Regions from separate parts of the Mus musculus genome. Here regions 1, 2 and 4 are each linked to region 3. A link is a loop called in an ENCODE intact Hi-C map of the cell type or tissue named here. Cell type or tissue: heart. All regions are shown on one strand. Links, peaks and the distances in the headings refer to the core of each region. The heading gives the core; the rest is flanking DNA.

The links. Peaks named below come from ENCODE experiments on the same cell type or tissue, not always from the same donor. Only the 100,000 strongest peaks of a DNase experiment are listed, where the experiment ranks them.
Region 1: a loop joins it to region 3, with 5 times the contacts of the local background. A loop is called at or near these places in 27 of 42 quality-filtered maps.
Region 2: a loop joins it to region 3, with 2.9 times the contacts of the local background. A loop is called at or near these places in 22 of 42 quality-filtered maps.
Region 4: it touches region 3 in a loop (2.4-fold over the local background); 5 of 42 quality-filtered maps call a loop at or near these places.

Annotation. Positions count from the first base shown.
Region 1 is chr14:66,869,425-66,877,350 of GRCm38, forward strand. All of the region lies in intron 1 of Dpysl2 (dihydropyrimidinase-like 2), which reads right to left. It overlaps Gm5464 (predicted gene 5464), which reads left to right. Exons shown (of 1, transcript NR_157372.1): 1 at 1-1,581. Among named protein-coding and RNA genes, the nearest start is that of Gm5464, 4.5 kb to the left of the region's middle. In heart, for the core only: a CTCF peak has its summit at 4,133 (motif pointing left); DNase peaks (open chromatin) are centred at 3,427 and 4,137; H3K27ac peaks cover 1,396 bases.
Region 2 is chr14:66,949,202-66,957,127 of GRCm38, forward strand. No RefSeq gene overlaps it. Among named protein-coding and RNA genes, the nearest start is that of Gm24258, 17 kb to the right of the region's middle. In heart, for the core only: a CTCF peak has its summit at 4,115 (motif pointing left); no DNase peak of the experiment used is centred there.
Region 3 is chr14:66,807,235-66,815,160 of GRCm38, forward strand. It overlaps Dpysl2 (dihydropyrimidinase-like 2), which reads right to left. Exons shown (of 14, transcript NM_001378767.1): 10 at 7,721-7,862; 11 at 5,892-6,062; 12 at 628-807. Among named protein-coding and RNA genes, the nearest start is that of Gm5464, 58 kb to the right of the region's middle. In heart, for the core only: a CTCF peak has its summit at 3,925 (motif pointing right); DNase peaks (open chromatin) are centred at 2,277, 3,927 and 4,517; H3K27ac peaks cover 989 bases.
Region 4 is chr14:67,004,700-67,012,625 of GRCm38, forward strand. Bnip3l (BCL2/adenovirus E1B interacting protein 3-like) reads right to left here and starts at 4,178. Exons shown (of 6, transcript NM_009761.3): 1 at 3,989-4,178. The coding sequence starts at 4,085. In heart, for the core only: no CTCF peak of the experiment used is centred there; DNase peaks (open chromatin) are centred at 3,042, 3,882 and 4,242; H3K4me3 peaks cover 2,513 bases; H3K27ac peaks cover 2,345 bases.

The DNA.
Region 1 (7,926 bases), core at 1,639-6,638, 62 kb after region 3:
GGAGGAAAAGCTGTTGTAGTTCATTTCCTGAAGCCCGAAGCAACGAAATGGGTTATGAAGGAGCAATAACAAGAGATAGGAGAGGTTATATCCCACAGAAAGAGGAAACTGAGTCATGGAGAAACAGAACCTCTAGTCACTAAGGGTGTACCAGGCCTCCCCTAATGATCCTAGTGGTAAAATAGACCTGAAAGCCTTTGACTGTCAAACCAGGCTAAAGATCTAACAGTGCGGTAGACAGAAGGAAGGTTCTCTAGGCAGATGACAGAACTTCTGCTAAGGCATGGCTTTGACCTTCTCACCTTGAGATCAGAGAATGCGTGTAGTCACTGCTTAATCTAGGTCATCGGGTGCCCTTTCGGTAAGGAAGTCATCTGTCTAACTGATTCACACCTGCTGAGCAAGAATTAGCCAGATAAAGACAGAATCGTTCTGAGGCTCTATATTTCCCAGTTTGTTGTTTGTTTGTTTGTTTGTTTGTTGTCTGCACCTGGCCACACGATAGGGGTCTTCTGCCTTTCTATTCTCAAAGGAGGTGTAAAATTCACCCTTTCAACCCCTGCCTTAAAAATCTACAGTCCCTGAGGGAGGGTTATGAGGCAGTCTTCACTTTTAAGTTCTGATTTAAGCTGTGCATCTTGAAAACAGAAGCCAGTCCCTATGTCCTGTTCCAACTGGATAATGTGCACTAGCTGGGCTAGCTGGTACCTAAATACTGGTGTCAGCCATTAGGTAGGCGCTGTAGTCCCAGCACTCGGGATGCAGAGAAAGAAGGATCAAGATCCACCTAGACAGTATCATAGATAGGTAGGTAGGTAGGTTGGTAGGTAGATAGATGATGGAAGGATGGATGAATGGATACATACATACATACATACATACATACATACATACAGAGATTGGATCAAGATCCACCTAGACAGTATCATAGGTAGGTTGGTAGGTAGATAGATGATGGAAGGATGGATGAATGCATGGATACATACATACATACATACATACATACATACATACATGCATAGATTGGATCAAGATCCACCTAGACAGTATTATAGGTAGGTAGGTAGGTAGGTAGGTAGATAGATAGATAGATAGATAGATAGATAGATAGATAGATAGATAGATAGATGGATAGAAGATAGAAAGATAGGTGGATCGATGAAAATAAAGCAAAACTTTCCAGGAAAGCCCACTGTAAGGTTCAGCTAGCAGTCAGCAGGAGGAGGGCCCTATTAAATCACAGGGGAAATAACTACTTGTTAGGCAAGGTTAATGAGATTCACATTAATTTAAACAAAATAGCCTCTAGTTACATTGTTTGTTTTTGTTGCACTTTCCTGCACTTGATCTTAATGGATTTAGATTCATCTTGTTATTTACCAATTTGCTGTGAAATATTTTGTTTGGTTCTATCTATCCATCTCATTAGTGTCAAGCTCCTCCCTATAGCCAGACACGCAAGGTTCTTAACCCATGATAATTGACATTTCTGCCCATAAATGTCCAGAGACAGAAGGTTAAAACTGATTTATCTGCTCTGGCTGGAGCTTAAGAGAGTATTTGGCACATAGAAGGCCCAGGAAAAAAAAAAACAAACTTTAATTAATGAAGGAAAATACTTGTAGTTGCATATCTTAGTGAACTTTCTGCTCAATTCAGTGCAGGAACATAAAAAGGGATGAGAAAGAAGCATCTAGACTGACCGATCGGTTACCATGAACTGTAACTGTTAACTCTCTGTAAAGACACTCAATGGAAAATTCCTAGGAAATCATTATCTGGGAATAGGATATTGGTGCCAGTCTCCAAGACTTCTGGGTGTTTAAAAGTTAAATGCTTGACAACAAGGATGAATCTATCTATTCTGCATTCACAGTCTCTTCCAGAGCCCACCTCCCTACAATTCCTCACCCAACACCAACCAGGAAAGGGCAAGCATTGGTGTCCCTGTGAGACAGTCCTTATGGTAGTAACACCCCAAGCATCTGGCGCAGTCTTGGGGAATAAACTGAAGGGGGAGTTGAGACTGACTTCAGCCGCCCCCTGGACTCCCAGACAGTCCCCATGCTCAGCAGATATACAGAGCTTCAAAGCAAACCTCTTCTTGCAGAGAAGAAAAAGACACCTCCCAATAGTAGTGTTTGCCTACGTGCTCAGAGCCCAGTGGCCTTTAGCTGGGCCTGTTGGCATAGGCTTGTACCTGCAGCTACTCAGGACGCCGAGGCAGGAGAAACACAAGATTCACTGCTGGTCTGTCCAGCTTTCCATGACCGTATCTCAAAATAAAGAAGTAGAAAAGCACATTGTGCTTTCTTTCCTTTCACTTCTGGTTTTTGTTTGGTTGGGATTTTTTTTGTGTTTTGTTTTGTTTTGTTCAGATAAAATAGATGCTGTGCAGCATGCAGCCTGATCTCATAGTACGTGTTAATGATTGGTACATAAATAAATAGGCTTTGTCGCTTCGTTGTTACGGGGAAAAAAACAAAAGGCTTTTCCACATCACCACCATGCCAAAAACCACACCAGACTCAGTTTATTTTGGGCACAGTCACTGTGGTGGGTCTTGGTTCCAGCCACACAGCTCCCTACCCCCACCCCCTGGTCCTTGGAACTTCAGTGGAATTTTGTTCGCAAAGCTTGTTCTTGTGAGAAGAGGGGACAAGGAACAAAGCTGCCTACAGTTTATGTTGTTTCTCCTAACTGCTAGGAGCCTCATTAATCTTGAAATGAACCTCAGAATCATACAAGGAGCCCCTAGGAAAATATCCCCATGACTATATTTTCTAAAGTTATATTTTGAGTAGATTGGACAGAGAAAGGCTCTAACTCAGGGCCTTGTGCTTGCTGGGCAAGCATCTCTTGTGTAGGCACGCCCTCATCCTCTGAAGTTGTTCCTTCCTCTCCATCATTCTTCATCCTTCCTCCCTAATCCATACCTTTGTCCTATGTGCCTCCTATACTGTGTGGTGCAACTCAGCCCCGAGCCTGGCGGGAGGGTAGATCTCTTTTCTTTCTTTCTTTCTTTCTTTCTTTCTTTCTTTCTTTCTTTCTTTCTTTCTTTCTTTCTTTGTACTCACAGTGCTAAGAACTTGTGACAGAGTCTTGCTGACAGCTCACCCTTGTAAAGAGTGCAGCAGGAGAGCTTTATGTTTTGAAAAGATGGCTTGTGGAGATGAATGGAGTAGAGATAACACCCACCCTGGCTTTATAAGGTGCTTATGCCAGGAAGTGGGGTGGTGAGCTGAAGGCTGTCAATCTGATGCTCCAGGGTGACTAGCTAGCTGCTCTCAGTTCCTCAGTAGTTTGCCCAATACAGTATCTGTCCAGACCCAGCCCTCCAAGGTTCTTAGTTTCATTTTCCTTCCATGTGGAAAGCTGAAGTGACCATTTCTGCTTCTGAGGCGCTGCGGAAGCCCAACATTGAGAATATCACAGGGAAGGGACACTCGGAAACAAAATGCTGACGGGAAGATCGGAATCTAGATGTGGCCAAGAAGAAAACCGCAACACCCCCCTGAGCCATTGCGGCCAGTTACCCAGAGCTGCAGCCTCCGTCCGATGTGGTCTGCAGAGGTTAGGATGACACAGCGGCCAAGAGAAGGAGCAGGGATCCTGGGTTGCCAAAACCAAAAGGCTCTGACCAGGGTGCTGGGCTGCAGATGGGTGCAGGCAAGGATGACTGCTTTTCTGACTATGAAACCCCAAAGGGCCCAGATTGCCAAAGGACAGCTAAGCAGACATACATGAGACCAGACCAGCTACCACCTTCCATGGGTGCATCTTTTGGGTGTGGCTCAGTGAGGATCATCAGAACAGTCATAGACTACTTTTACCAGAACTGGGCCATATGAACTACCCGCCCCCTTTGGGCTCTGAAAGGGTCCTGAAGATCCCCTGACTACATGAGGCCAAGACGGGTATTGGGACACAAAGGAAATCAGGGTATTCCACAGAAGCAAACAGAATCGAGCTTTCTCTTCCAGCCTCCAGTTGGCACAGACACCACCCAAAGGATCTCAGGATTACACACACTGCACCCTGGTATGTGTGAATACAGAATGTCCTTGAGGTCTCTGTCCCTGATGGAGACACCCAGACCTAGCTGGCCTTCCTGTCTCAGGTCTTCCCCCTGGTGGCCAATGAAGAGTATGCACATAGTTCACTCCTTTATCCTGGAGCATTGGGGTTTCACACTGGGAGAGGGCTTTTAAGTCCCAGTGATATGAGCCAGTCTGCCCACCAATTATCTGACCCTGCCTCCACCCTCAGGGCCTGAATCTTCCACAGCTGAGTTCAGCAAGATTATTTTCCTCTGTGCACTGAGCCACAGGACCAAACCTTCTATTTCTGAAAGTGGAAACCAAGAAACTGAGCTAGCAGGAAGCTTTCACCCCTACTGAGAACTTCCTCTCCTCTCCAAAGTGCAGTGTGGCCTGCTCTTTCATTCTACAAAAGAGGGCTAAACATCACTGCTAGCTTTCCGCTTCTCTGGCTTTCAATATCAATCCAATCGGATGCAATGTCACTGTGCAGCTAATAAGGTAGGAACCAGCATCTATGGAGAACAGACTGACACCGTCAGTCATGGTGCTGAGACCTTGAACACATAATCCATGTGCAGGTCTGGCTCAGTGGGAGAGTTGGCTCCCAAAATGCAACGTCCTGAATTTGACCCCCAACAAAGTTCAAATTCAATACCAAAAAAAAAAAAAAAAAAAACAATACAAATCTTTCATCTTTCCCCAAGCCCTACCAGGGCTTCCCATCCTATCATATAGATGGAGAAAGTGAAGCCCAAAGAGGCCTCAAATAAAGCACAGCTTCTTGCTGGAGCAAGAGAAATATTCAAATCCAAGAACCCCTTAGTTCAGCAAGCCTGTTGTCTTCATGATAAAGCACTTGATTTGGAGAACTCAGGCTCTGCCTTGTATGGGAGCAAGGTTTGGCTGATCTACCTGACATCTCTGTCTTCACTGATTTCTATCCTTGACCCCCCACTCCAAAACACTTTCCCTTATCCCCCAAATCCATCCCTTTCTTGTCTTATTTCTCCCTGCCCCCAACTAAAACCAGTTTCTCCGGGCAGCCTTGGACTTCCGGTCATGAGAACCAGCACAGATGGATACCAACGTTTAAATGAAACAGTGCTTAGTGTTTCTCCCCACTGGAAGGATAACGTTCACCTCATAGGCCTGTGGAGGTCTAGATGCACAGTGAGTATATCTATCAATACATTCAGGGCACAATGGACAAAAACAGATGGCGAAATCCCCCACTGGCCCAACATTCTTAAATCTTCACTATTCATCAGAATTACAGAATTACCAGAGTCTGGCCTACGTTTGCATGCAAGACAGCAGAGCCACTGCAGGAGTTGTTGCCTCTGACCTTCAGTCTTAGCAAACTGGCCCCACAGCAACACTTCATAAAGCAACCCTGACAGAGTGTGTCCATGTCTGAGAGCAAACCTCTCCTGGAGTGAGAGTCTGTCTCCCACTCCCTTTCTAATCAGGGAGCGACACTTTGCCAACAGAGATCTTGCAGCAAGGGAGACATGCTGCACCTGCTGTGCCCCCAACCAAGTCACCTCTCACCCCATGTGGCTGGGGAGCCCTATGACATGGCTAGAGTGATTGAGTTTTTTTTTTTTTTTAGGTTTATTTCACCCAAATTAAACTGATTTTCATGTAAGTACCCACCTGAAGCATGTACCAATCACTCCTATGCTAAAGTCATAAAACCTGAGGTCTGCTTGTTATAGCAGCAAAATTCTGGCTACACTGACTGCTATCACTGTGACGGTTTGTTATGCTCCTCCCAGGGAGTGGCACTATTAGAAGGTGTAGCCCTGCTCGAGTGGCTGTGTCACTGTGAACGTGGGCTTTAAGACCCTCATCCTAGCTGCCTAGAAGCCAGTATTCCACTAGCAGCCTTCAGGTGAATATGTAGAACTCTCAGCTCTGCCTGCACCATGCCTGCTTGGATGCTGCCATGTTCCTGCCTTGATGATAATGGACTGAAGCTCTGAACCTGTAAGCCAGTCCTAATGAAATGTAAGAGTTACCTTGGTCATGGTGTCTGTTCAGAGCAGTAAAACCCTAACTAAGGCAATCACAATGTCGAGATCTTTAAATCCATATGAAATCCGTACATACACATTCTGTCTCCTCCCCTTCTTCCTGAAGGCCTTCTCCTTCCAGCCCCTCCTGCCTTCATTCTCATGGCCTCAGTGACTTGGACTGACCATTCTCAAAGCTGTCTGAGCCCTTGTTTCCTCACTCTGTCACCAAGAGTGAAAGAATCCCTTCTTCTTTCCCAGGTGAACTTCATGGTCCAACGTTTGCACAGCACCCTTCTGTTCCTCGGCCTGATAGATGTCCTTGATTCTGTCACCCTGCCCCCATCTCTCAAGAGCTAACAGAACTTGACCATCTTTGTGGCTCATGCTGAGGCTTGGCCTTGGGGAATTCACTACCTAACAAGGCCAGTGCTCAGCAAGAAAGTAATATGGCCTGGAGAGTACCAAGTTCCTGGGATGGAATCACATGTACCTACTCTTTCTCCCTTGCCCCCATTTGGCCTTTTAGAGACGGGATTTCACCATTAGAGCTCAGCTTGCCTTGAACTCTTGGTCCTTCTGCCTTGGCCACTCGAGTGCTGGGATTACAGATGAGTATCACTCCAGAGCAGAGTTCTCGTCTCCCCTCCAATCAGGTAGGAAGAGGTTGTTCAACTGAGGATTATTCCAGAATTTGTATTTGCTCCCATTCCTTCTCCCTTCTAGATCGCAGCCTCTTCCTCGCTACTTTTTATTTCCTTGAACTTGGGGACATGCTCCAGCCCTCTCACCAGCCTGGGCTCTGCGTCCTCAGCAGTGATTGCCCTGTCGTTGCCCTTTGTTCTTGGCCCTACTCTAGCAAGGTGGAGTCTATTCCTATTAGCTTCTCAAGCCATGTCAACTGGCTTCTTCCCCTGCTCCGTTGAAAGAGGTCTATCATAGAGTGAGCAACTGGTCAACCTTAGGACTACTTTGTAGACTTTACCCTAAGGGAACCTGGCTGAGACACTTAACTGTTGTCTTTACCTACTTTCTTTCAACAATAATTAGCTTTTTATTTGTTTGTTTGTTTGGTTGGTTGGTTTTATTTTTTCAAGACGAGAGTTTCTCTGTGTAACCCTAGCTGTCTTGGAACTCACTCTATAGACCAACTTGGCCTCAAACTCGCAGAGATCCTCCTGCCTCTGCCTCCCAAGTGCTGGGATTACAGGTGTCCTCTACCACTGTCTGGCAACTGCTAGGTTTTTATTGTCCATGCATATAACTAAATAAATAACAGTAAGTTACAGTGTGTTATTATATATTATGATCCTCCATTTTTAAAACTCAATAAACTTGATTTTAGAGCATTTAAATTCACAGGGGAAAAAAAAGCAGAAAGTAACAAGTGTCCCATATATCCTCCCCACAGGTACACAGTTTCTCTTCCTATTAATAATGTAATAAATGTGTTACCACCAGGGATCCTATAGAGATATAATTTGAGGCAAAGTCTTATTCTAAGACTAGGCTGACCTGGAATTTATTCTGTAGTTCAAACTAGCCTCAAACCAGTAGTGATCTTCCTCTCTCCTATCTTCATTCTCCCCAGTGCTGGGATTACAGGCATGAGCCACCATATCTAACTTTGACACATTATTAATTAAAAAGCATTGCTCACACTAGAGTACACTCTTCATTGCTGTGGTTTGGATATTTGAGACGGGACGGTATATGGTATAGGTTGGCCTCCAACTCACAATGTGGCTGAGAATGTACTTGAACTCTTGATCCTTTACCTCTCAAGTGCTGGGATTATAGGCATGCACTCCTATGTCCAGCAAGTTTACTCTTGAATATTCAATCTATGATTATGAAAGTCAGTGACA
Region 2 (7,926 bases), core at 1,171-6,170, 140 kb after region 3:
GTGGGCAGCTTAGACATGCTAAAGGCCTTCGTGACACAAGCCAGGGGTGGAGGCCTAAGCCTGTAACACCAGCAGGCAGTGGCCTGAGGCAGGAGAATAGAGTTTGAGGAGGACCCGGGCAAGATCTTGCCTCAAAAATAAAAATAAAAATGAGGAGCTGGCAATGTCAGCTGAGGGTCATCAGGCAAGGGCAGTGCCCCCCCCCCCCAAGGCTGCTTGCCAGAGCTTGATTCCCTAGAACCCACAGGGCAGAAGGGGAGCTGACTCTCAAAAGTTGTCCTCTGGCCTCCACAAACATTCACGGCTCCTTTCCTCATACAAAATGAATAAACAAATAAATGTTAAAAATAAGAAGAAAAAGAAAAGGAAGGGAGGGAGGGAGGGAGGGAGGGAGGAAGGAAGGAAGGAAGGAAGGAAGGAAGGAAGGAAGGAAGGAAGGAAGGAAGGAAGGAAGGAAGGAAGGAAACCAAAATGGTGGTTGCAATACTTACTGGCTTCAGCAGTTTTCCACAAGGAGGTGGACTCTGCCAGCCTAAGGCCCGTCTGTCTGAGTGACAAGAGGCCAGTGCTCATGTCTCACTCGGCCACCTCTGCAAGCTGGAATGATTTACCTCAGCAGTTCCATTTTTCAAGGAATAATAGTAATAAATAGTACCTGCCCCACCTACTGGAGACCACATGATGCCGACTGGAAGGCACTCACGTGTTCCACAGAAACCGTAAGTGTGGTGAATGCCTCCACTTCTAGAAGCTTCTCCTAGCCTTCATTTCTCTCTGGGCGGCATTAGCACTTTCACAGGCTTGGAATACAGGATTTAATAAATCTTATCTGACTTTTGAGGGGCCAGGAGCCCCCAGCTGTCACCTGGGCTGCACGTCTTATGAAGAGTGGCAGATGGCAAACGTGCGTGGGAGCAGCTGCGAGACGTCACACGTCACTAGGGAGGCACAGATGGAAGCCACCGCAGGGACCAGGGTACACACACCTCTTAGAATGGCTGACATCCAAGGTTCTGACGGTCACAAGCAAGGGTGGGGCGGCAGGAGCTCTCTCCTCTGCTGCTCGCTTTGAGGAAGACTGGCCTGAAGACAGCTCTGCAGCTCTGTACAAAACTAAACAGTCCGACCCAGCACGACTCAGGAGTCACACTCAGATACATCTGCTAGAAACCATGTCCACACACAAAGCTGCACACAGATGCTTACAGGGGGTGTATTTATTTCACTAAAAAGGGGAAGTGAACGGACAAACCCTACAATGTCTGAGTCTATTATCACAGGGACTGTCCAGAAGGGCAAAACCTTGGAACAATAAACCATCAGGGCGTGGCACGGCCTTGAGGTGAGATGTAGGCACGGCAGGTGCACTGGAGGGGTTTTTAGGGCAGGGAAACAACTCTGTATGACACTGTAATGATGAACAATTGTTGTCACACATCTGTCAAGACCCAGCAAACCGGCATAGCGCAGCACGGACCTAATGTAAAACTATGAAGCTCAAATGATGGTGCGCCGATATTGGCCCATAAGTGGAAAACAATGTACACTATTAAGGCGAGATGTTACCAACAGGCCAGACATAGGGGTGTTTGCCCAGATTCCCAACCTCTGGGGAGTCAGGAAGATCAGTGGTGTTCAGAAGTTCAAGTCTAGCCTTGGCAACACAGTGAGACCCTGTTCTGTTCATGAAAAACAAGGCTGGCAAGAAGACTCAGCTGGTAAGGGTGCTGTCACTTTGCCTGATGTCCTGAGTTTGAGCTCTAGAACCCATAAAGCGAAAGGAGAGGCGCATTCTCGCTCAGACTCAGTGTATGCGCATGCGCGCACCATGCCCGGAAGCTAACTTTCTGATGTCAGGTTTCTCCTACCGTGGGTCCTAGGGAGGCTTGGGTCTGGCCACGGTGCTTTGCCGGTTGGGCACATCACTGGACTGCCTTCCTAGCGTTTACAAGGATTTGTTGGCAGTTTCCTTTGCAGCGCCTCACATGTGTCTTTGCTTTGCATGCTGGATTCTGAACCCTGGTAGGTCGTGGAGAGGCTCTCTGGTCTGGGCTCTAAATGCCACCGTTTGGGCGTCCACTCTTTGTCTAGTTCGGGAAGTTGCCGCTCTGACTTTACTGAGCAGACTCTGCCTCCTGGTTTTAGCACAGCTCCTGTAGGCTGGTCTGTCTCTGATCGCTTCATCACAGCTCAGCTTCTTTTCGGATGCTGACACTTGAACTCCGAATTTCCTCAACTCCATCCACCATTTTTTTTTTTTTTTTAAATAAAATGTTCAAATCTCTTTTTTAAAAAAAGATTTATTTATTTATTTTATGAGGATGAGTACACTGTAGCTGTCTTCAGACAAACCAGAAGAGGGCACCAGATCCCATTGCAGATGGTTGTGAGCGACCATGTGGTTGCTGGGAATTGAACACAGGACCTCTGGAAGAGCAATCAGTGCTCTTAAACGCTGAGCCGTCTCTCCAGCCCTCCATTCTCCATCTTAACGTTCTTTCTTCTGCTTGGTTCAGGATGTTCGTCTACCACGAGTGACTGTGTTGGTTTGTTTTGTTTTTTTGGTTTTTTTCCCCCTTCAAAATTTTCATTTCCAACACTTCTGTTTTGTTTTCAGACTCTAATGTTCTTTGTTGAATTTTCCTGCCATGCTGCTAACTAGTGCATACATACTGACTCTCTCGTCCATTTGCTGACATTTCCTTCCATGAGCCTGACCGTCTTCTCTGGGTCCTGGATTCAGCCCACCTGTTGTCTGTATCCTCTGGAGTCACTGGTCAGTCTTACAAGTAAACGTCTGAAACCTGTGTCTCTTGCCTACCTTGGTGGCTTTGAATTCAGTGACTGGAGAGTTGGGCTCTTTTGAAGGGTCATGTTACCTGGCTTTTCCACACGCTTCTGTCCTGTGACTTTGTTAGTGGGACCTCTCTTCCAGCTTTTTTGGGGAATCTTCCTGTGAGCAGTCTAGTCTAGAGGGCTGAATCCCCAACGCTGCTCAGAGCAAAGAAAGAAAACTATTGTAACAAGGATCTCAAACCCTGCAACATACAGAATGACTGAAAAGCAGTTAGAGCCCCAAGCAGGACCAAAACTGATCTAAGCCTGGAAATGTCTAACGCAATGCAGAATGAGCTGTCAGGTTAGAAAGTTAGAGCAAATGCGGGGACAGTCAATGAGAGGAAGGAAAGACGTAGAAAGAAGGAAGGACAACAGGAGAGCAAGTTAAAGAGGGAAGAGAGAAACGAAGCAGAGCAGAATGCTTTGAAGAGCAAGAACGAGGAGTAAGAGATGATAAAAACAGATTAGCATAAGATCTCCCAGTAATTAGAAAGCTTAAAAAACAAAATCACACCCATGTAAGAAGAGGAATAAAAATTTTAAATGCTAGATTTTAAAAAAAAATGAAACTAATAAGATAAGTCAAAACAGCTGTGGCGGGCGGGGGGGGGGGAGCTAAGATTCTATTCTGCACATAGTTTTCTGTGCAGTTATAACTGTGTGAGAGGGAGAAACTGCCCGTAAGTATTGCAGCAGGGGACTCAAATAAACTTTTTTGAGAATTGGGAGTGGGGTAAAAAATTTGTCCAGTAACAAGAAAAAACTGCATGAGGGCTGGAGAGATGGCACAATGGTTGAGACCATTTCCTGCTCTTCCAGAGGACTTGGGTTTAATTCTCAACATGGCAGCTCACAACCATCTATAACTCCAAATGTCCTCTTCTGGCCTCCACAGCCAATGGGCATGGATGTGGTACACAGACATAAGTGCAAGCAAAACACTTACACACATAAAATAAAATTTTTAAAAAAGGGAATCTTTTTTTTAACTTGGAAAAGAAAAGTGAATTGACAAGATTGAGCTATAAAAGGGCATAAAGAATAAAACCACGTATTAATTGTTTTGACACAATAAAGTAAAAATACTACTAAAAACAGTTAAAAATAAAATGGGAGAAGAGGAAAGAAGAAACTAGCGAGGAGCATCAGCCCAACTGTGCACTTTGCCCTTTCTGCAGTCATTGCCTCTACTGAGCCACTACCCTGCAGATCTGATGGCTCCCGGAGTCGCCTCCTCTTTATGGCTTGCCTTCTTTGTACACTGGGGGCCTCTGCTGGCCACACGTAGCTTTGCAGTGTGGGAGCTGAGCAGGTGTCTGTGCTCCAGGACAGCCTGACTGTAAGCAGCCCCTGGGGTAGTTCATGTTCTAGCTGTGGGGTGTATCCTGAGTATACACTCCAGTGGGAGAGCAACCACAGCGCTGAGATATGTTCAAGCCGAGACCCCGTCCTCATGGCTCACAACTCGCCAAGTACAGATCTCCCTGGGCCGAGGTCAGCGGTAGGTATAGAGTATTATACCTATATAGGTTGTATAGGTAGGTATAGAGTATAGGTGACTCTGGGAGTTGACCTACCTGCTAACCTCTGGCTGAGGGTTGTCAAGTCAAGAGTTTTCTCTGCTGATGGCCACTGCTTGCTAAGCTCTTCTCTGTGCCTCCTGCCCCTGTGCGTCTCAGCCTAGTTTCTTTTCAGTGTTACCTGTGTCTTCCTGTTTGTGTACACTCCCCCCCCTTTGCCGGGTGTATGTGTGCACTCACATTCGCGTATGTATGTGCATGCATATTTGTGTGTGACTTCATGTGATATGTCACAGTGCACGTGTGAGGATCACTTACCAGCTTGGGGTTGGTTCATACTTTCCACACTGTGTGATACACAGTGCTTGCTCGCTGGTGCCTAGCTGGCCCACACACTTCCAGGGATTCCCTTGTGGCTGCCTACCATCTTGCCTTGGGAGTTCTTCAATTACAGAAGCACTGTGGTGTCCTGCTTTGTGTGGGTACCGGGATCCAAACTCAAGTCTTCACACTTGCACAGAAAGTGATTAACCCACTGAGCCATCTCCCTAGCTAGATGCCGTTGGTCTCATGCCAATTCTTTGCCTCACCCAGCTTCCATGGAGACTCTTCTTCATATATGTGTGTGTGTATATATATATTCTTTTATTAGATATTTTCCTTATTTACATTTCAAATGTTATCCCCTTTCCAGGTCTCCCTTCTGGAAACCCCCTATCCCATCCCTCCTCCCCTGCCTCTATGAGGGTGCTCCCTCACCCACCCACTCCCACCTTCCTGCCCTGGCATTCCTCTACACTGGGGCATCCAACTCCCTCAGACCTAGGGCTGCTCCTCCCACTGATGTCCAACAAGGCCATCCTCTGCCACATATGTAGCCAGAGCCATGGGTACCTCCATGTGTTGGTTGGTGGTCCAGTCCCCAGGAGCTCCAGGGGATCTGGCAGATTGACACTGTTGCTCCCTGCATGGGGCTGTAAATCCCCCAACCCCTGCACCTAGCTCCTTCAGTCCCTTCTCCAACTCCTCTATCGGTCCAATGGTTGGCTGCGAGCATCCACCCCTGTATGTCAGGCTCTGGCAGAGACTCTCGGGAGACAGCCATATCAGGCTCCCATCAGCAAGCACTTCCCGGCATCCACAATAGCATAATAGTGTCTGGGTTTGGTGACTGAATATGGGATGGACCCCCAGGATGTAGAGAAAGTGGAACACTCCTCCATTGCTGGAGGGATTGCAAGCTGGTACAACCACTCTGGAAATCAGTCTGGTGGTTCCTCAGATAATTGGACATAGTATTACCGGAGGATCCAGCAATACCTCTCCTGGGCATATACCCAGAAGATGCTCCAACTTGTAATAAGGACACATGCTCCACTATGTTCATAGCAGTCATATTTATAATAGAAGCTGGAAACAACCCAGATATCCCTCAACAGAGGAATGGATACAGAAAATGTGATACATTTACACAATGGAGTACTACTCAGCTATTAAAAACATTGACTTCATGAAATTCGAAGGCAAATGGATAGAACTTGAAAATATCATCCTGAGTGAGGTAACCCAATCACAAAAGAACACACATGGTATGCACTCACTGATAACTGGACATTTGCCCAAAAGTTCAGAATATCCAAGTTTCAATTCACAGACCACATGAAGCCCAAGAAGAAGGAAGACCAAAGTGTGGATGCTTCAGTCCTTCTTAGAAGGGGGAACAAAATACTCACAGGAGGAAATATGGAGACAAAGTATGGAACAGAGCTGAAGGACAGGCCATCCAGAGACTGGAGACTCTTCTTAACAGCACTTATGAAAGTCTTGCTCTAGAGGACCTATCGGTGAGGCTACTTGTCCATGGACAACAGGCTAACCTGCAGAGCCTGACTGCTCTCTGTGATAAAGCAATTTACTGCCCTCTTAACATAAGCAAGGGCCTTTTCCCCTACACATCCTCGCCAGCAGGAGGAGCAAGAGCACCCCACTGTTTTATTCTTACTCACTGGATTACTGGCTCAGTAGCTTCTCTTGGACGTTTACTGCAGTAGAAAATAACAGTTTCGTCTCCCTTCAATGCTATCCTTACTTATCCTTATCTTTTCTCAGGATTGGTCTCTGTTTACATTTTAGGCAGCTTTGTTCTTCCCTAGTCTGTGTGCTTCGGACTATATAAGTGCACTGGCTACTGTTTTGCCCTTGAGCAGAGGTTTTGATATGTAACAACTGTCGTGACTTTATTTCTAAGTAATTCAATTTTAAGTCCCCCTGCCCCGTCAATTGGTAGGAGCTTTTATTTCATATTCATTTGTTGCTTTATATACTTGTTACTTTAAACAACTCAAAAGTATACACTAATAAAAAAATCAAGACAATCTCTCATTCGTGTGGCTAAATATAAAAATTTCATGTTTACCTCCAACTCTTTTTACAAGAAGCAAACACTACGAATTCTTATAGGCTTGTTCATAAATTACTCTGGACATTGTCATTATTATTCGTTGTTACTTGCTGTTATTTGGTTGTGATCATCCTGCATTTTTAGAATTGAGATTTTCTTTGATATCTGGTGATCAATTTCTTTTTTAAAAAAAGATTTATTTTTATTTATGTGTATGTATGCGTGTGCATACGGAGGGGTGCCCAAGGCCAGAGAGGGCATCAGATCCCCTGGAATGGGAGTTACAGATGACAGGCACAGTGGGCGTGCTGGGGAATATACTAACCCTGGTCTTCTGGAAGAGAACCTGTGTCCCAACCACTGAGAGATCTCCATGGCCCCAGGAGGTATAGTTTTAAAAATAGATTTTTAAAAAACTTGTAATTTTAATCTTGAATTCTATTTTTGTCCGGTCTGAACAATATTTCCTTAAAAGATCCTTTTCATACAATTTAAATTTTTTATATTTATTTCTTTGCCACGCTGGGGAAACCCCAAAGCTGTGCCCACGTAGTTAAGAACTCTTCGTCTGAGCTTCACACCGAGCTTCCATCAACTGACAAATATAAATTATAGGGTACATACTTATGGGGTACCATGTGACATTCTGATGCATGATAATGTGAGGTACCTTGTCATGTGTGATGTAGACTTTTTCTACAGCCAGATACTCTTGGATTTCAGAGAGGCATTTAAGAAAACATTTAACCTCACTTCCATTTATTGAGATTCCTGGTGTGGTTAGCACATTCCTAATTTTCTTTTATGTTTGATTCTTACTGTACTTTTCTCTCCCTCTTTTCTGACTTTTGTCAGATTACGGTGCTCTTCTAATGACTTGGACGTTCTGTGTTACGGTTCCAGTTTTGTGCTGGTACCCTCTCACTTTAAACTCCGGGGTGTTTTGTTTTAAATCAGGATCTAGCGATGATCAAACTATGCCCATCCTCTTGGATACCCTGCCTGGGGGTGACAGGGAACCGAGCATCCTGAGCAAAGATGCTGTGCCCGCCAGTGTGGTTCTCAGCCGCATTCGACAAAATGAAAAGAGAAAGAACCAGGAGTCAGGCAGCAGGTTTGCCTTCTGGCTCACAAGTGGGGTCCTGGTGGCCAGGAGCCAGGAACCAC
Region 3 (7,926 bases), core at 1,962-6,961:
ACCAGCCCCCAAAGTTCTAGGCCAAACGCTCTCCCAAGGTGACTCCCTGATGAGTTACTCAACTGGTTTCTTAGAACTTCCCCCATCGTGTCAACATCACCTTTGAACCCTCCAAGAAGCCTCTGATCATACTGCGAAGAGGGTCTCGTGCCGTTTTCAAGACAAAACTGTCTTCCCAATATCACTCCTCTCTTAATTCCCTTAAAGCTCTACTCCTTCTCCACCTCACAGTTCCTGACCACCAGCCACGCGATGTTCACCACGCTCTGGACACACTGTACATCTTCCACAGGTCATATTCCATCTTCTAGTATCTTTATCTCCATCCTTTGGCTTGAGAAACTCCTACTCAGCCTTCAAAGCCCAACTGTCCATCTTCCCTGTCATCCTGCTCCATGATGCTAGAGCAGTGCTTCCCTCCTCTGGGTGAGTCCTTACCCCACACTCAGCATCAAAGCTCTAATCATCCCAGACTCACCCAGCAGCTGGTTAAGCTTCAGGATGAAAATGTCAGGTTTCCTTTATCCTTCTGTGCCCCCATCTCGGTATTCTGACTCATGGTGCTTAGTGGATATCTGCGGAGTAGAGACCAGCCCACGATATTTAAAAGCTTGCAAGACCACTCACCCTGCTCCTTGCTTTGATGCGTTTGTACACAAAGTCAGGGAAGGGCTTCCGGGGAATGTAGCGTCCTGAGCCTTCAGTGACATGAAGTGTGCCGTCCTCCAGGACAATCTTGCCCTGGCTGATGACCACCAGTGGGGAGCCGCGACACTCCATGCCTTCAAAGATGTTGTACTCAAGAGCCTGAGGGAAGAGACAAGCCATCATGAGAGCAATCCCTGCCCCTGGACTCAAGGAAATGGAGTTTACTGACAAACCCCAGAGAAGAAGGCTGTCTGTCCTTGCTGGCCACCCCAGGGACCCATGCTTTCTCTGCCTAGAATCTGAACTCATCTCATCCACAACTCCAAATCTGAGAGGGCAATAGCTGAAGAAAATAACAATAGTGTGTGTGTGTGTGTGTGTGTGTGTGTGTGTGTGTGTGTGTGTGTGTGTGTGTAAATGCTTTACAAATAAAAAGAAAATCATTCTGGGTGGGTCTTGTGAGGCAGACCTATACACCCGGAATTCTGGGGCAGTAAGATCTCAGGTCAAGACCCTGTCTGAGCTAGAGTGTGTTCAAGGCCAGCCTGGGCGATTTAGTGGAGCGAAGATGTAGCTCAGAGTGGAGATGTGAATCTCAGTGGTAGAACTTAGTGGCTGAACTCTTAGAATGCACAGGGCCCTGGATTCAATCCACAATTCTATAAAAAAAAAAAAAAAAAAAAAGAAGGGAAAAGAGAAACACTAATGGGGTGGGGTGGGGTTGTCTTCCCATTTCCACCAACTCTCCCCTGTGCAGATTGAACTCCCAAGGCTCGCCTCTGAACAAGGTCCAAACTAAATTGCAAAACGAGGCCGTTTTCTCACGGACTTAAGCATCCTGTGGTTAAACCAAACGTCCCCAACTGCGTGGACTGGTGGCACATAAAAGACAACAAGCCCATGACAGGATTGAGGTTTAGTTTCCTAAACGACCCACCCTTGTTTGGGGGCTCATGTCACAGAGAGTGAAAACAGGCAATTTGGCACACCCTCACGGGAAACAGGTGGTTTGCCTGCCAGTGCGTTTGTCTGTCAGTCGGAAGCGACAGAAAACAAGAGGCTTTCTGACACAGAAAGCTCTGTAAGTCAGAGTGGTGTCCTTAATTCTGGCTCAGCTCAGGCTGAACGCCTACAGCTCTCTCCACATGACTGCCTTTCAGGAACAAATGGCTAACAAATGGGTAACATGTGGCACAGAGCATGGGCTTCTGGGAAAACACAGGCCAATGGAGGGGGAAAAACTAGGGCAGTGGTTCTCAACCTGTGGGTCAAGACCCCTTTGGGGGATAGGATGACCCTTTCACAGGGGTAACCTAGGACTATCAGAAAAAAAAAACAGATTTTAAATTATGACTCATAACAGTAGCAAAATTACAGCTGTGAAGCAGCAACCAAAATAATTTGATGGTTGGGGAAGTCACCGCAACATGAGGAATTGTATCAAAGAGTCCCAGCATTAGGAACATTGGGAATCACTGCCCTTGAGGCTCTGTGAGAGGGCAGAGCCACACCAACAACCGGGTCACAGGTCATCTCTGCTCTCTGGAGCGGCGGCTGGGGGAGGGAGGGACAGAGAAAGGGCAGAGCAGCATGCATTCCCATGTGGAAAAGGAGCACTGCCCGGGAAGTGCAAGGACTGCTGCCAGCACAGCTCAGAGACTCCACAGAGAAACAGGGAGGTTGCCGTAAACAGAAGTAGAGAGATGTGGCTACACGCAAGCGGCTCCTCACGAGAATCCTAAGATGCTGGGGGCCATCATGTCTCACATCTGCCACTGACCAGAGCTGACTGTGTAAACATAATAGCCAGAGGGAGCCAGATTCTCCAGGGAGTACCCAAGGGATGCAGCCACCCACCTCTGAGGTATCCCACACAGCCTTTTCAGCTCAAGGCTGTGAGGCCCGCCCAGGCAATGGGAATTTAAACCTAAAGCCTGTATGGGCGCCAGTTTCCAGTTCAGAGTCTCAAGAGAGACCTTCGCCCCCATGGCCATTTTTTGGAGGGTCTTTCGAGACAGGGTTTCTCTACGTAGCCCTGGCTACCCTTGAACTCACTCTGTAGACCAGGCTGGCCTCGAACTCAGAAATATTGAAGCAGAGGCATAGTGGGATCTTTCACACGACCTCCCCAAGGACAGATCTTCATCTCCCTGATCCCATACGAAGAACATGCCAGCTCTGCCTTTATTTTTTTTTCCCAGTCCCCAACTAAAGACCTCATCTCAGGTGTTGTCCTTCATCACGTACCGCACGATTGGATTTGTCTTGGACATGGCAAAAGATGGGCACTGAATAACAGTGGACCGTGTCACTTAAAGCCTGCCTGAGTACTTACGGTTCCTCAGTAAGACACATGTGGTGTGGCACCGACACAAAAAGAACCTTTGGTGAGGGGATCCAGTCTCCTCTGAAATGACCTTGGAAAGGGGTGAGCATCCTCTAAGATAAAGGCGAAGCCTACCTCTTCCCTATCACTTCATCACTAACAATTCATCTCCAAACACAGCCTTGACCTTGGTCCCTTTCATCCCAGGCCTGCCATCCATCAGTGAAGTGACTTTACATACTTCTCTGACGTCCCTAACATCAGAAAGGATACAGGTCACAAAAGCACCCAGTCCCCTGTCCACCGCTGGCTGATCCCTGCATTTTGCATGAGCACTGACCCCTGGTACCCAAGGCCTTGGATAACACACAAACTGGGGCTAGTGACCTAGGAGGGAGCTGGTGGTAAGGCTTTTAGACCGATGTCCCCCTCTCCCTTAAAATACAGAGGGAAGCAGCACCATGACTCTAAGTCGGTGGTTCTCAACCTTCCTAAGGCTGTGACACTTAATACACTGACTCATGTTGTGCTGACCCCAACTGTAAAACTATTTTCATTGCTGCATCCCAACTGTAATTTTGCTAGTTATGAATTGTAATGTAAGCATCTTATATGTAGCATAGCAGATATGCAACCCCTGTCAAGGAGTCGAAATTCACAGATTGAACACCTCTGCTCTAAGTGATTTAAAGATGCTCAAAGATGTGATATCAGAGCTCCTGCCGTTTGCTGAGGTGGGAGGTTGCAACCACCACAAAGCACGGACATTTCAACTTCACCCGCATGCGTTTCCAAAAATTACAGAGCAAGTTGGAATCCTGGAAAATCCTAAGGGAGGATTAGCAATCGGGTTGTGGATTCGGTTGTTCCACACTGAAGACAGAACCTAGAATCTTGTTTGTACTTCACCAGATGGGCAGTGTCACACAGGCATGCTTAACGCCAGCCCCGACAGCAGGGGGAGACAATGAGGTGTTTGGCAGGGCTGCGCGGGATACTGCCCGGAACAGAGTGAGATAAAAATGCGATGTGATCATATTTCCTCAGATTACATCTAACATCCTATGCCAACATTATGAAAATGTAGAAGAAGGCTTTTGATACTTTTATAGTTGCGTTTGTAAGCTGTATAAATCCCCAGAAATTTATTTTTTAGGAATTTAGAGAATTTAATGTAAACTTATGCTATATTCCCTTTCCTGTCTGTAAAAAACAGTACATAACTGTGGAATTTTTGCGTTTATTTCCTTTCTTTATGCTAGGATTTTTTCTTGTTGATTCTTGTACAGTTTTCTGAATTTCTCTGTTTCTCTGTCTTCAGGGTGATGATACCCAATGCCAACCATTTGATTTTCTGTTTGTCTTGCCATGGAAGAAATAAATAAAAACTGCCATATTTTACCCCCTCCCCCCAGAAAAATGTCATGTGAGCAGCAACTGTCTTCCCAAACCTTCACTCTCCCCTGCTCTCTCGTCCATCCAGGCAGGGAGGTCCCAATGCCACCTAGCAGCCCGGTCACCTGTGTGTTTGATGAGCCATGGCAGCCCTTTTGGGGAGGGGACACTACAGAAGAGGGACAGGACTTTCCCCACCCCACCCTGCACATGCATACGCAGTCTGGGAGGGAAGAATGTTGAAAAATTAAGGCTTCTAATTCTGGCTCGACCGCAAGATCACTATGTAACGTTAGACGGGTCACTTAAGCTCTCTGCACCTCGAGGTTATTTATCTTCTCACTTAGGATAATCACACCGGACCCTTTAGTGAGAAGGTCAGATTAAGAGGAGGATTATGAAATAATAGGCATACGCACAGAAAGGTCAGTCCTGAGGGCGCCACTGAGGAGCCCAAGATGGATGGTACAAATTTAAGCCGGCTTGGCACTAAGGCTCTGCTGAACCGGCAGGGCAAAACCAGTTATAAATATGGAGTCCAGCCATCTCCCTCCCCACGAAGTACCCACCATGAAGGCGCCCACAGGTACCAAAGAAGCTGGCACTGAACCCAGCATACCCCACCCAAAACCTTCTGTCCAAGAGAGAGGATTTTAGATTGTCAGGATTTTAGGTTGGGAGGAGCTGCGGGTGTCTGATAGCTCTGGGCTCACTGAATCTATAAACTAGCAGAACACGTGAATCCCTGGTTCTCAGTTGAAACGCCAGCATGCTAACCGACTAACAGATACTAACATCTGCAAGCTCTGTGACCACAAGCTTCCCCAAATTCTGTAGTTCCTAAACTGTGACCTATTAACCTGGGTTATTTCTTCTTCCTTTAGGACAAGAAGCATAGCGGTCAATCACTCCTGAGAGAGGACTGACAGGAAATGGCAGTGCCCAATGCCGCCTCGGGAACAGACACTGGCTGCTCTAGCTGGATCCCTTGCAGTAAACACACCACACAAACCACGACAACACAGTGTTGACTGACTTCTAGAAGCTTCTGAGGACCTAAAATCACTCTGGGCCAGTGGCTCTCAACCTTCTTAGTGCTGTGACCCTTTAATATGTTGTGGTGACCCCCAGCCATAAAATTATTTTCATTGCTACTTCATAACTGTAGTTTTGCGACTGTTATGAATCATAATTAAATATCTGACATGCAGGATATTTGATATGTGACTCCTGTCAAAGGGTCATTCAACCCTCAAAGGGGTCACAACCCAAGGGCTAAAAAACCTCTGCTCTAGGGACCCTAAAGGTGTAAGGACAGCGGCTATTGCCTCTGAAATGTGCCCAAGAGTCTTAGTCTTGTGGATCTCAATAAAGAAAGTGATAGGGCCAGTCTGGCCCTTGGGACACTGCAAGTTAGCAATACATCCTGGGGAAACTTTACTCCTATCCGATTGAGGTTTCCTGAACCCCTGTCTCTTGTTGCCTGCAGCACACATGTCTACTCAAGACAGGCAAGCCTTACACTGTTGTGTGTCTTGGCAGAGATGGTCTTCACACTGTCAGGGTCCCAGATGACCAAGTCAGCATCAGATCCCACCGAGATGCGACCTTTCCGGGGGTAAAGGTTGAAGACTTTGGCTGCGTTGGTGCTGGTCACAGCCACAAACTGATTCTCATCCATCTTCCCAGTGACCTGCAGGACAGAGCATGTACACACACATGGAGAGGGTACAGAGCATGTACACACACATGGAGAGGGTACAGAGCATGTACACACACACATGGAGAGGGTACAGAGTACACACACACACACATGGAGAGGGTACAGAGCATGTACACACACACACATGGATAGGGTACAGAGTACACACACACACAAGGATAGGGTACAGAGTACACACACACACACACACACACACACACACACGGATAGGGTACAGAGTACACACACACATACATGGATAGGGTCAGAAAGCTGAAGGTATGTTGGCATGCAATTCATCCTGGGATTTCCCTTTCAATAAAGTTCCCAACAGGTCTGGGCTTCTAGTCAGTAAGTCTCAACCCAGCATCTGGCTTTCCAAGGTAAGGGCCAATCATTTCCTGAAATCTTTCCATTCTAAACACAGGAGACCAAGGATATGAGTGTGCACTACGAGGAAGAAAAAAATTAAATGGCCAAAAAAGCATATTAAAAAATTCAACCCAATCAGCAACCAAAGAAATTGAATGTCAAATAACAAAGACAAAATTCACCAACTCAATAGTGTTTTGGGGGTTCTACTCCTAAAACCCAGCGAGAAGTGTCATGCATTGTGTCAGATGTAATCTTTGCATTATGTTAACAATATAAATTCAGTCTTTAATAGATTCCCCTTGGCCTGCCCAAGTTACTTCCAGAAACTTCTCCTACAAACATAATTAAAGATATACCCAAGGATATGTCTCTACGGATATGCATCTCAGTTAAAAGAAAAATTAGGAGCATCACAAATGTCCAGTCAAAGAATTAGAGACAAATTACTGTTGGTGTTAGGAGGAAACAAGGTTTTCCATGGGTGTGGTGGCCACGCCTTTAATCCCAGCACTGGGAAGGCGGCGGCAGATGGATCTCTGTGAGTTCGAGGTCAGCCTAATCTACATTGCCAGTTTCAGGCCAACCCAGGCCACACAGAGACACCCTGTCTCCAGGGGTTGGGGGGCGGAGATAAAAATAAGTCTTTTGTTCCTCCTGTGGATTTAAGAACGCTGCATGAGATGTTAGGAATTGTTTTTGACAGGCTGTGACACTGTGTGTGATGCTAATGTCACCAGCAGGCTGACCTGCTGTGCACACAAAGTGCTGGCAAAGCCCGAGGATACTCCCCACTCACTGTAGCTTTCCTCTGAAACAAGGTGATGTTCACTCACAAGATGTAAGAGTTCACTAAGAATCAGGAAACCCACTGATTTACTGTTACTAAATACTGTTACTGTATTGTCAAACATCAGAAGGAAAAAAGCTTCCAAATCCCCAAGATCAGTATCTGTCCAAAACAGGTTGAGCAGAAGCCCACGGTGGGTCTGAATACCAAGCCTTGATGTCCTCAGCCACACTCTCAAGGAACCGGAGTTGAGGACTCTTGACTGAGAAGGTCAGCAGGGGACTGAGGAAGCCATTTCCTCCTTGATGCAGGAATATTTAGAAGGAAATGTGCTTTTAGGGAATCTCATCTTGGATTTCCATTCAGGAGAAATATCATCTTCCAAGTTCTAGTTTCTAGAATGTTCTCAACTGGCCAACGTTAGCCCCACACCCACAGCGACAGGGGCATGCATGGGCCAGCCACGAGGAAGGCCATCAGTCCTTACCACAGCTTTATCCCAAATGACAGACATCCGCTCCTCAGTGCCGTTGGTGCCCTCGGGAATCAAGGTGAAGTTGTCCTTCCCCACAGCCTTCTGGGCAGTGTTGAAGGTGCAGTGGGCACTGCCAGTGACTTGGAGGTCTCCACTGGAAGGAAACACATGACATGAGGCTTCCTTGCTGAGCAGCCTACCTCCATCTGTCTGGTGAG
Region 4 (7,926 bases), core at 1,732-6,731, 200 kb after region 3:
ACTTTTCTTTTGTTATTGTCTTTCACTTCAAGCCTAGGCCACCCTGGACCTCACTCATTAAGTGATCTAGGTTACCTTAGCCATGATCTGAACTCATTTACAGTCTCAGGTTCCAATGTGCCACCTCTGCCAATCCTCACAAACTCCCCTTATACTTGGAAAGGAAACAAGGCAAAGATTTCATGTAATCCAAAAAATACAGAGGAAACCACCTCCGAGGCAGTTCTCTTCCTAACAAGAAAGCTTTAAAGAGCGAGCTGAAGCAGTTATTGTTAAAGGACTGTTTACATGTTGAAAGCTGTTCTTTTGTGCTAGTTTGTACAAAGACATGGAGGCTCATTTTCTAATTGAAGTCTTCTGGAATGGCTAGGGAAAGGCATTACAGGTTCTGGCCAGTAACTCATCATCACACTACTGAAGCTTGCAGCCCCTAAGCTTCTCACCAACAATTAAATCCTCTTACACATCACAGGAAACATTCTCATTTTCTCCCAACTTTTTAAGGCCTCACAAATCACTTGCACTCAGGGGTCCTGAGAGCCTCTCTGCCTGTCTGTTTCAGGTCCTAGATGCTGGGATCTCAGATAAGCTCAAAACAGTCCCTGGCACTCTTCTGTGCCAGAAGAGTGGACACTACACATTAGTGACTGACAAAGGCATCATATGTGCCCTAGCCTGAACCTTTCCCCAGGGCAGATAGCAAGAAAAGGCTGTAATTCCAATTACACCAGAGTTATGATACCACTCTGATCTTCCTTATGCCATTCCTGCAGTCTCCTATGTGTCTTACCTTGAGAAACTTGATAGTTTTGTTAATTATAAAAGTAACTACTGGAAACATCCTTTTGGGTATTTGTCTTCCAACAGTTCCTATAGTGGTAACAGAATCAGAGAAAGGTTTCACTGTCTGAAATATATCAATAATTTGGGCTGGAGAGATGGCTCAGCTGTTAAGAGCATGCACTGCTCTTACAGAGGAACAGAGTTGCAGGGCGTGGTGGCGCACGCCTTTAATCCCAGCACTCGGGAGGCAGAGGCAGGCGAATTTCTGAGTTGGAGGACAGCCTGGTCTACAAAGTGAGTTCCAGGACAGCCAGGGCTACACAGAGAAACCCTGTCTTGAAAAACAAAACAAAAAAACAAAACCAAAGGAACAGACAGAGTTCAATTTCCAGGACCCATATCTGTTTGTATTCCAGATTCCAAGGATCTAACGTCATCTTCTGGATGCTATGGGTACCTGCACTCAAGTGGACATACCACAACATAGGTACGTGTACACACACACACACACACACACACACCCCTAAAATAGTCCTTAAGAAATTTTAATAATTTGCTATTAACACTCTGCTGTGGGGCTAGAGAAATGGCTCAACAATTAAGAGCAGTATCTGCTCTTCCAGAGGACCTGGGTTGGATTCCCAGCATGACTTGGAGGCGCACAACCATCTGTACTTCTGTTCCAGGAGATTTGATGTCCTCTTCTGGCCTCATAGGCACCAGGTATGCACATGGTGCACATACATATATGCAGGCACACCCATACACATTAAAACGGACAGACAAACCCTCTGCCATGATCCTTGAACTAAAGATAAAAATCCCAAGCCAGAGATAATCTGTATGTGTTTCAGCTGCTGTTTTCCACAGTTGTGGAACTGCGGCCAGCAAAGTGCTTAGAGTTATCAGCAATTAGGATGGTTTTAGATGTCTGAGTAAGTTGTTTTGCTCATCCAAAAAAAAAAAAAAAAAAAATCACTTGGAAGAATCAATAAAGTTTGTTTTGTTCAATCCAGGGTTGTGTACTAAACTTTAAAAAGCAAACAAAGGCCAGGCAGTGGTGGCACACCCCTTTAATCCTAGCACTTGGGAGGCAGAGGCAGGCAGATCTCTCTGCCTCTGCCTCTGCCTCCCAAGTGCTGAGGTCAGCTTGGTCTACAGAGTGAGTTCCAGGACCGCCAGGGCTACACAGAGAAACCTTGTCTCGAAAAAAAAAACAAAACAAAACAAAACAACAACAACAACAACAAAGCAAGCAAAGTAAGAGGCAAGGACAATAATTAAACCTGGCACCATCGAGCTTTCAGTAACTTTTAAAAGTACAGCTTAATTAGCCCAAGTACAATACTTTTTATCTAGCAGATTTCCCAAAGTAACATCTGGTATCATCTATAGGCTGGAGGGTCTCCAAGAGCCATTGAGAAAACTAAGGAAGAAGCTGGCTGGTCCATGACAAACACCTCCCAGGTCTGTGAGACTTAGGAATAAACAAACATAGCTCAACCCTTTTCAGTTCTGTTGTTAATAAAGAATCCAAGAAAAATGAAAATCCCTTTGAATTTTCCAGACATCTAAGCAGTAAGAAGACGCTGAGCACAACTAACTCATAAAGGCCCAGGCGGAAGATACTCATATATAAGCATGCCAAAAACAAGGGAAGGCTCCCGAAAGCACCCATGGGCCTCAAAAAAGAGCCACAGCTTCTGGAAATAACATGAAGCATGTATTTCTTTAGTCTTTTCATTTCCAAAAATGTATGCTAAAGATGGGTAAAAATTTTAAATTCTGAATTATGTGATTATGAGTAAAATTTAAGGACACACTTGACTAGATCTTTGTAAAAGCCGGCATTTTAGAGAAGTTATCAAATATTGCTTATCAAAATATGGGGCAGGGACAGAGTCTTAAAATTCCTGAATTCTTTGTTCCTTATTTTTTGGTTTTGTTGTTTTCTGACACAAAGTTTTATTCTGGGGACCACGCTTACTACACTTCCCTAGTGCTTGAATGACAGGCAAGTGGCACCACACCTGGCTAAAATACCCAAACGCTCCTGCCACTATCCTCTAGACTCAGTAACAGCTCTTCCCTAAACCGTTCTGGCCACCCTGGAAGCCATCCCTCTTATGAAAGACACTGCCTGACCTTTAAGCATACAAATGGCTTTTAAAGAACTTCATCTGGCCCTGTGACAACTACCACCACCCACTACCTCTTTCATTAAGACATGAAATCCAAACAGAAAGGTTGGGCAAGAAGGTCCGGCGATCTCACAACAACAGCGGACACTCTGGGGACAAGATGTCTGTTTGACTGCAACTGGATCCTGACCATCAACTTTCAATTGCTAGTACCTGTGGCCTGCGTCTGTTGTGTTGTTTACTGTATTTCCTGAAGTTCACTGCAGATTTGGCTGAAATGGACGTGATCCTAGGGCATGTGCTGGGCACCCAATCCATTTAACATAAGAAACAGCACTTGAAAAGTTACTAGTATGGTGGCTGCCGCCTGTCACCCAAGAACTTGGGAAAGTGGAAAGTAGGAGGGATCAGGTCACTCAGCAACACAACGAGTGAGGCCAGCCTGGGCTACATGAGAAGCTCTCTCAAAAAAAAAAAAAAAGAAAGAAAAAGAAAAGAAAAAGCAGTAAAATATGAATTCAAGGTTAACAGCAACAAAAAACTCACTTGAGAAACTTGGGAATTTTCAGACTAAAAAAAAAAAAAAAGATAAATGTCAGGGGCGGAGCAAGCACCCTGCACGAAACTCCGATGACCCCCTGGACCGGCGTGTGGTAGGAGGCGAGCTCCGCAAGCACACCTGCGCGGCCGCACGTCCACCCGCCACGCCCGACCGGTCGCGTCCATCCCCCGGTGTCCCCGCCGCACGTCCCATGCTCCCCCTCCGCTGGCCAGCCTCCGCTTGCCACCCCGAGTTGCGTGCGCCTCCGGCTCCCGACGCCCACCGCGACCCTAAACCTCGGCGCCCAAGGCGCAGGCCGCGAGCCAGCGCCGAGCGCCTGCTCCTAACCGGAGCGCGCCGCTGTCAGTCATACGCACAATCTCGGTCCCAACCAATGAGCTGTCGTCTGCTCCCGCCCACTCCCCCACCACCACCACCAACCCCCCCCCCCCGCCCGCACGGCGGCGGCCGAGCGGCTCCTCCTCCCCCATCCCTCCGCTGAGCCCGGCGGCCCCGTGCTCACTGTTGAGGCCAGCGGGCGGCGGCAGGGGCTGCTCCCCTTCCTCGCAGTTGTTGTTGTTGTTGTGCAAGGGCGGCGGCGGCTCGACTAAGTGAGACATGGTCTGGAGACTGGAAGCGGCACGGCCGCAGGACGACAGTATCCGGCTCTCGAGCAGCAACACAACAAGTCGAGTTCCCCCGCCCCCTTTTCTGCGTCTGCGCAGTCCCTCCCTTCGTGACGTCAGGGCCCTCCCGGACCATGTGATGACAACACAGGCAGCTGGACGGCGGGGTCGGAGCCCAGGATAGGGGGCGTGACCAGGCCGGGCTGGGCGGGGCATTCGCGAGCTGCTCGGGACGTGCGGGTGCGGAAGTCGAGCTGATACGGGCGCCAGGAAAGAATTCCTGCGAGTCAGTCGCAATAGCCGGAAGGGCTGAGCTAGGAAGTTGGCATTGGATTGAGATTAGGGAGGAGTGTGCAGCCCGGAAGCGCGCGGGGCCTGAATGGAACCCCTCCCACGCCTGCAGTATCCACTTAAGAACTCACCCGTGGCTTTAAAGAAGCAGAAAACCCCAGTTCCTCCCCTTAGTGAAACATCCATTTGTGCCTCCCACAGAATACCGTGGGAGGTACCTTGGAGCTAATCACCTTGTTGGAATTTATAACATTTTAATTGCAAAGGTAACATGTAATCACGGTTTAAAAAAAAAATCAATGGCTGGGCGTGGCGCACACTTGTTATTTCAGCTCTTTCTAAGACTGAGGCAGGAGGATTTCGAGTTCCCTGCAGCCTACGCTATCGAGCGACCCATTGCCTTCAAAAACAAATTAAAAGGGAAAAGAAAATACAGATTTACCCAAACCCTGGTTGTTATCTATCTCTGTAAATGCCCTACCTCCTGTACGCTGGTTGCTGACTCTGTTAATGTTCCTAAATACTCCTACGTCGTATCTTTGTCAAGTTTCCTTGACCCGATTTTTGTATAATGTTTTTCTCAATATTGTACTTGCCTTTTAACTTTGCTTTAATTGCAGTTGTTGAATTTTCATGTAATTGTCTTTTTTAAAAATATGGTCTGAGATACCCAAACACGGAAATACTAAATCTAGGACCAGCCAGTGAGATGGTTCTGCCGGTAAAGGCGCTTGCTGAGTAAACCTGCAGACTGAGTTCATTGCCCGGAGCTCCCGGTAGATGGGAAGAAAGCTAACAAAGTTGCCTTCTGACCTCCACCAATGCACCGTGGCATATGCCCTCCCCCTCTAAATCATAAATACAGGCACACACAATAAGTCTTTGTCACTTTGAATTGACATCCAAAAACATGATCTGGAGGGATAGCTTGGGGGGTTAAGCACACTGGCTGCTCTTGCAAAGGACTCAGGTTTGGTTCAAAACACCCACATGACAGCTCGTTCACAGGGCACTCAATGCTGTCTTCCGGCATCTGAGGGCATGAGAAACCCGCATGGTACACAGACATACGTGCAGGCAAACATCCACATGCATTTATAAAACCCCAATTCTCTGGTGAGATGACTCCGGTTAAAGGCTGGGCTGCAGCCCAGAGTTATATACTGAGTTCAATCTCTGGGGCTCACATAGTACAAGGAGAGAACCTACCCCACAAACTGTCCTTGGACCTCCACATGTACACAGTGCCATACACACATAAATAGTGATAAAAATCATCTCTTAGGCCTCCCACATACAGTGTTATATTTATAAAGGCATAATGCAGGTATAAAAACATTCCTCTGGGTCTTCTCATTTTATGTCTAAGTACTTCATGTACCTGAGACTGACTTAACATATAGTGCAAAGTAGGCAAAATAGACCACTCATCTTATTCTCTGACCTCCACAGGCATGCCTCCTCTCAAATACGTAAATAGAAAATTAAAGCAAAAAGACAGATTTTTCAAAAGATCCAACTAGGAATGAAAAGAAACACGCCTCATATTGAGAATGTACTCTTTGGAGCATACTCTGTAAGAATCTTATATCCAGACTAGAAACACTGGGAGCAGGCAAACAAACTGGGTCACATTGTTCTGTTTCTTTCAGACTCTGTATGAACCTTTTATTTGCGTGTATGTGTGTGCATGGGTGGATGCATGTGTACAATCTCCATGACTTGCACCCCCCAAGGCAAGAAGATTGACTGGATTCCTCTGGAACTGGGATCACAGATGGCTATGATACACCATGTAGGTGCCACAGGAGATCCTGAGCCATGGCTCTGGCCCCACCCGAACCTTTTTGATAGTGTGGCTTGCAGTCTAGGCTGGCCTGGGACCCTGCATTGCTTGAGCATGACTTTGGATTCCTCACCCTTTCCTTGTTTCGAGGCTGTTGTGATTACAGGTGTGCACCACCACACCCAACCTAGGTCACCATTTCCTTTCTTTCTTAAATGGATAAAAGTGAAAAGCCAGTTTTTGTTCAATTAGAGATGTGAAAACATGGCTGATAGCCGGGCGGTGGTGGCACCCACCTTTAATCCCAGCACTCAGGAGGCAGAGGCAGGCGGACTTCTGAGTTTGAGGCCAGCTTGGTCTACAAAGTGAGTTCCAGAACAGCTAGGGCTAGAGAAACCCTGTCTCAAATAAACAAACAAACAAACAAAAATACCACCCCCCCCCCAAAAAAAAGAAAGAAGATGGTTGATATAATCATGATTCAAGGTTTTGTTATTTTGGAAATAATTTTTAAAAAATATTTATTTATTATTATACATAAGTACACTGTAGCTGTCTTCAGACACCAGAGGAGGGCATCAGATCTCATTACGGGTGATTGTGAGCCAACATGTGGTTGCTGAGATTTGAACTCAGGACCTTTGGAAGAGCAGCCAGTGCTCTTACCCACTGAGCCATCTGGTCAGCCCTTGGAACGCATTTTTGTCATCATGTCCCAGATCTGTAATGTCCCTATCCCATAAGGTACTAATTCTGGCTGTAGGGCTGTACACTAATAGTTTTTACACTGAGACTGGGATGATTATTAATTTCTACTTGCAAAATAAAAACAAAAATCAAAACCAGGAACTGGCTATGGAAAATCCACACAAGTGTGGCTATGTAGACAAGAAAATCCTCTTTATAGATAATACTTGAAAGTCACCCACCAGCACACACTTGGAAGACAGAGAAGCAAGAACGTCAGTTCAAGACTACCCTTTGAGCTGGGCGGTGGTGGCACACACCTTTAATCTCAGCACTTGGGAGGCAGAGGCAGGTGGATTTCTGAGTTCGAGGCCAGCCTGGTCTACAAAATGAGTTGCAGGACAGCCAGGGCTATACAGAGAAATCCTGTCTCGAAAAACCAAAAAAAAAAAAAAGAAAGAAAAAAAAAAAAAAGACTACCCTTTATCTCAAAACAAAATCCTCAACATGGGAATCAGGGGGAAATAGGAAGGCATTACGCTTACATAGGATGAACCCAGTTCCTCTAGAAAAACAGGCCTAAGGACGTTTGAGTGAACATTCTCTCGCCTTAAGCGCTTTTTAACTGTCCAGAGAATCGTATTTACACACCTTGCTGTTAACTCTGCACAAGTGTGCGTGAAGTCTTTGGTCTTGTAACAAGGTTTATCAGATCTGCCTTTGCAAGGGAAGAATGGTAAGTAAGTCCTTTCTCAGAGAGCCTGGTGCATTCAAACAGGCGTTGGATGTCTATCACGGGTCTCAAACAGTCCCCTAGTGGGAACTCGCTCAAACCGGTTGCTGGTCCTATTTCTAAATATTTTTATGCCAGTTAAACTTCCTGCTTGAAGGATTCTTTGTAGAATTCAAAGTTTTTGGTTGTCTATGTGACAAGCAAGGTGTTATGAAGGGCCATTTTATGTTAACTTCCAATCATTAACCTGGATACAAGCACACTTTAAAATCACTGTTTACTTGGCCTGGTTTGGGTTTTAATGGCATACCTGTCTATACAATCCACAAACAGTTCAC